Linked DNA regions of Homo sapiens: region 1 is linked to region 2. A link is a contact called in ENCODE Hi-C or POLR2A ChIA-PET data. All regions are on one chromosome and are shown on one strand. Each heading gives the region's core, a stretch centred on a gene start or an enhancer-like site at or near the end of the contact. The rest is flanking DNA. Distances are from core to core; before and after follow the strand shown. Region 1 overlaps MAP4K3-DT (MAP4K3 divergent transcript). Region 2 overlaps MAP4K3 (mitogen-activated protein kinase kinase kinase kinase 3).

Region 1 (2,700 bases), core at 175-2,674, 170 kb after region 2:
ATTCCAGGTACCTATGTAAGTGAAATAATACAGTATTTGTCTTTTTGTGGCTGGCTTATTCCACTTAGCACAATATCCTCAAGGTTCATCCATGTTGTAACATGTGTCAGAATTTCTGTCCTTTTAAAGACGGAATTATATTCCATTGTATGTATATACAACAGTTTGTTTATCCCTTCACCTATTGATGTGCATTTGGGTTGCTTCCACCTCTTGGCTATTGTGAATAGTGCTGCAATAAACATGGGTATTATATCTCTTTAAGACCCTGCTTTCAATTTTTGTGTATACCCAGAAATGGAATTAAGGAATCATATGGTAATTCTATGTTTAATTTTTTGAGGAACTACCACTCTGTTTTCGATAGCAACTACACTATTTTACATTCCCATCAATAGTACACAAGGGTTCCAACTTCTCTGCATGCTCATCAACACTTCTTATTTTCTGTTAAAACAATTTTTTAAAATAGTAGCCGCCCTGCACTTTAACCAGTTCTCCAGGTGGTCATATTTGGTTGAAGTTGGGAAGCTGCTTTACAGCCCAGGCTGGTTTTCTGGCTGGCACAATGCCTCCCTCACTGCACATTCTCCCATATTTAATAGCACTGATTATGGCATTGCCTTCCCAATGTTTGTTTGGCTTTTTATTTTTACATAAATAACCACTATGACTTGAGCCTGCTCAATCTCCATTCTTTGCACTTGGGCTCAGATCTAGTGGGTTGATTTTAATCACAGCTGAGTGATGTGAGTAATTTGCCCACACATTGGGAAAGCTGAGTTCTGCTTCTGAGGTCCGAGCTGGTCCAGTCTCTACAAAGAGACGATAAAAAGGAACAGTTCAAGTAGCACAAAATAACGAAAAGGAAGCCCAACCTTTACAGTTGCAAAACAATTTTAAAAGGAATCAAGACTGGAATGCCTAGCAACATTTCTTGAAACCCCTTCCTTCTCTCCAAATCTCTCCAATCAAATCTCTCCAATCACAGTGCCCTGGAGCCTTTCCTACTTCTACTCTTCCGTCTTTTCTCTCCCCTTCCTCTCCTTCTTGGTACATCTGCCCAATCTCCCTGCATAGCAGGCCCCCTCCTTAGGTCTTTACCTTTTCATTCTCCAGGACTGCAACCCAAAGTCCTGGAAGTGTCCAGGAAAGCTGCATACTCCCCTGATGGCCAGGGAGGCACCAGCAGGCAGGGAAAGATAGCATTTACTATGTTGGAGAAAAGGTGGGGACTGGAAGCCCTTATCTGCTAATGGCTGGCTTGTGTATTTGTCTTCTCTGCTGAACTGTGAGTTTCTTGTGAACTCCTTGTCTTACCCCATGTGTATCTTTCACCATAGTCCAGTTTCTGATCCATGGTATATGTTCAGGTGTGTGTGACAGTTAACTTCTCAGTGACCCATGAAACTCAGCTTCCAGCATCACCTAAGGATTATTTGTTCCCTTCTTCCCCTGATGCCATAGAAATAAAGCTTTGGCCAGGTGCTGTGGCTCACGCCTGTAATCCTAGCACTTTGGGAGGCTGAGGTGGGTGGATCGCTTGAGTCTAGGAGTTTGAGACCAGTCTGGGCAACATGGTGAAACCTCGTTTCTACAAAAAATACAAAAATCAGCCAGGCATGGTGGCGCATGCCTGTAGTCCCAGCTATTCAGGAAGCTGAGGCGAGAGGAGCGCTTGAGCCCTGGGAGGTGGAGGCTGCAGCGAGCCACGATTGTGCTACTGCACTCCAGCCTGGGTGACAGAGTGAGACCCCGTCTCAAAAAAAAAAAAAAAAGGAAAAAAGAAAGCTTCTCAAGGGCCCCAGTTGCTCTTGCAGTCTCCAGCATGTAGGTGACATTCTCACCAGGATTCCTTGATGAGGTGAGAATATTTTGAAAATCCAGAAACCAGCAGGTCCCTTTGGAAGTGATATTTCACTACTGCCTTCTCATCCCTAAAATCAATGCTTGTTTCTGGCCCAGAGCTGGGTACAGATCATCTTTCTTATTTGTAAACAGTATATGCTCTAAATCAGTTCATCACTATATACCTCTGCTCCTAATGACAGATGGCAGCTTTTCCTTGTTTTTCCTGCTTTAGGACACAGACATTAATCTGTGGACTAAACATTATGGAAAGTGCACTGACCGTCCTCCATAGCACATGTGTGACCTTGTCCTGTGGTCCTCAGGAAGCTGGGCCCTAGGAAATAACTTTAACATTCACCAGCAGAGGAAGCTGTCAATATTGCACTGTTTGCTTAACTTGTAACATTGATCTTCTGTGGCTCTGGGCATAACATAATAAGGAAAATACCACAACTTACTACAGCAAGTCAATGGGCTGATAAGATAAACGCTGTTATGTTTCAAAATTGTGCCAAGTTTATGTTGATAAAGTGACTTTCTTCTGGGAATCTAAAAAACAGTGCCTATGGTTCTAATCCTGTATGACTTTAACTTTGTCTTATATTTACATAAGACAGGAAATTGGCCCAAGATGACCTCATTCATCTTTATAACTCTTCTCCTGAAGGAATTTATAGTGAGGGTAGTGTTATTATTTTTTCACTACAGAGGTGTAGAGAGCTTAAGCTTTCAGTCAAACTAACAAATTCAGTATTGGTTCTAGAACCAAGAGAAAAGGAATAGGTCTGCGGCTACGGCTACATTAATAATAACAACAAACAAACTTTAAAAACTGCTATTGTATGGTAA
Region 2 (2,700 bases), core at 29-2,528:
ATTGATCAATATACACATGGCAGTGTCCAAGACTGACAGTGCAACAACTTGAACATTTCATGAACAGAAAATAATTGACTTGAACAGTAAGCTTTTTCAAGTTTTTAATTTTTTAAGGAAATTTTAAGATGTACAGAATGAGTACTATGTGCCAGGCCCTAAGCTCAGTGCTGGGGGCACAAATTTGATTAAAACTTAGAAACAAAGAAAGGCAAGTCTAGAATGACAATATAGCTATGGTCAGTGCTACAGCAGAGCTAATCACTCAGGAGTCATCTTAATTAGACCCAGGGTCAAGCAAGGCTTCCTGAAAGAGAAGGTTTCTTGAGGGAATGATGTATACACAAAATACTTCTCATTAGAACCATTTCATTAAGTAACACAGTCACTGCTTAATGATTAAAAATGAAGGCCCTGCTTTAAATGCCAAATTTCTTTTTGTAGCTAATATTTCAACAACTTCAAATATCCTTCTTAAATTTCTTATGAATTGAAGAGTAGGAGATTCAGAAAAAAGATAAACATCTTGTCTTGCGATGTTTAGAATATAACGACTACATAAAATCTGTAAATATGTATAACTGGAAAATTTTTTTAATTCATTTTATTTATGTGTGGTTTGATCACAGTCAATCAGCACATCCTTAAATTTTCATTTTAATATCACTTCTAAAAAGTTTATTGATGCTCTAAATAAGGGGTGAGCAAACTATAGGGAAAGAGGGAGAACTGAATATAGAGACCATACATGACCTACAAAGTCTAAAGTATTGGCTATTTGGCCTTTTTTTTTTTTTTAAACAGAAAAAGTTTTTCCACTCTTGCAAAGTCTCTGAATGGATTTCTGTTCATACTGGAGCTAAAACTTGTTTCACCAATAAACTCTTATTATCAGCTTGTAAAGGAAGAAGTCATCAGAAAGGCACTAACTGCTGTGGTACTCGGTCTAGACACTAGCACAATTATAGACTTGCTTATGGTGGGAAGGAGAAAGAGTGGGAAGGGGTTTCTAAGAGAGAATAAACAAAGAGTGAGTAATTAGCTAAGAAAAATGTGGGTTTTGAGGGAAGTAGGAGGAATTCAAAGAACATAGTTGAAGCAGACAAAAAATAAGGAGTAGCCTTAAGGGGCTTTACAATAAGCTGCTCAATTTGGTAGACAACTGCTGGGATAGCAATGAAATACAGAATGTGGAAGCTAGATCTCCTGAGAAAAACTGAGACTCAGAGACATGAAGCTATTTGCCCAAGTTCACAGAGCAAGGGAGTGGGAGACAAACTGAACTACAACTACCTAAATTTCAGTTCTGTTTTTTCCACTACATCACACTGACACCACAAGACGTCAGCCTGGAAATAAACCACTATCAGCTTGTCACAAGTTAGCTCAACTGAGTTCAGAAAGAACAAAGTCTTTTCAGGAGGAGTTCCCCTTCCTCCCCCAATTATCAGTTACTTTTCAGGGAAGAACTGAGCAAGGTGTGTTGTATGCAGAACTTGAAGAAGTGGAGGAAAGGGCATACAAGCAGCTCTATTTATCCCAGATGTTGGGGAAAACAAGAGAATGTTAACCAAACATCATTAAAATAAGCCTTAAGATATCCCATGGCTTTCTAGCAGTAAGAAAAAATGAATTTCAAACAATTTACCTGGTTCCAATTTTATTACTTTAATTGCTGCTAATTCACCAGTGTTAACATTCCGTGCCTAAAAGAAAGAGGAAAAAAGGATTATTGTGAAGAAAGCTTTCATAAAAAGTGTATAAAATTTCACTTTAGCTTACTGTTTTCAGTTATATAAAAATATTTTAAAAGAAATGCAAATGTAATTTATATTTACAAAACAAATAGTTTTTCCTTCACAATAAATTTCAACATTTATGTATAAATTTAATATTGGCAAAACTAATAGCTAATATACACTTAGATGTTAGTACGGATGTGCCAGGCACTATTCTAAATGTTTTAATATTAATTCATTTAATCCTCACAACAACCTTATAAAATAGGTACTGATATTATTCTCATTTTGCAAGTGAGGAAACTAAAGGACATAGAACTCAAAAGAACTTAACAAGGTCATACAGCCAGTGAGTCGACAGTGCTGGGATTCAAACCTAGGCAGTCTAACTCCACAGTCTGAGCCTTTAAGTATTACACTGTATTGCTATTCATTCAAAGGCTAGTTGAACTAATTAACTAGCCTTATATTTTTTCATTTAAAAGCTTTAGGATATGAAAGGCTAACACAATTGTGTATATAATTATGAAAACAGGCCCCCTGCATCCTTTTAAACACACCTGATGGTACAGTCAAATACATGTAGTTCAATGCAAAACCTATTTTTGTAAGCCACATATTAAAAATCACTTTAAAAAATCAAATTATAGATTCCTGGCATTTACAACTGTATAATTATGTATATAAGTACACATAATTATATTATGTGTATTTATGTGTACATATAACAATATATATTATATATAATACACATATAAATAAGCAGAAACTATATTAAAATGGCAGTAAGTCTTTGTCAATTTAAGATATTTTATAATTGGATCAGAACTTTCAATTTGATATTTTAAACTGTTAACTACAAATAATATTCATACCACCAATGAAGAACAATACATGCCATTCCCTGATCACAGAAAGATCCATTCATGTGACCAGATTTATTCCTAGTTGCAACACTCTC

Evidence for each region. A loop is a pair of places that touch in the nucleus more often than their neighbours do. ChIA-PET counts read pairs that join two places held with the same protein, here RNA polymerase II (POLR2A). Pooled maps may share reads with other maps.
Region 1: a map of HepG2 shows a loop between it and region 2 (6-fold over the local background). The contact joins two enhancer-like sites. A Hi-C loop is called at or near these places in 1 of 168 maps with a recorded cell type or tissue (HepG2) and 3 of 50 pooled maps. POLR2A ChIA-PET finds 5 or more read pairs at or near these places in 6 of 52 experiments (OCI-LY7, Panc1, T-cell and 3 more).

Annotation. Positions count from the first base shown.
Region 1 is chr2:39,548,612-39,551,311 of GRCh38, forward strand. All of the region lies in intron 5 of MAP4K3-DT (MAP4K3 divergent transcript), which reads left to right. Among named protein-coding and RNA genes, the nearest start is that of MAP4K3-DT, 110 kb to the left of the region's middle. Within about 2 kb of position 1,425, at least 5 of the 41 ENCODE cell types and tissues checked have a DNase peak (open chromatin) inside an H3K27ac peak, as active enhancers do.
Region 2 is chr2:39,376,418-39,379,117 of GRCh38, forward strand. It overlaps MAP4K3 (mitogen-activated protein kinase kinase kinase kinase 3), which reads right to left. Exons shown (of 34, transcript NM_003618.4): 2 at 1,649-1,706. Among named protein-coding and RNA genes, the nearest start is that of MAP4K3, 60 kb to the right of the region's middle. Within about 2 kb of position 1,279, at least 3 of the 41 ENCODE cell types and tissues checked have a DNase peak (open chromatin) inside an H3K27ac peak, as active enhancers do.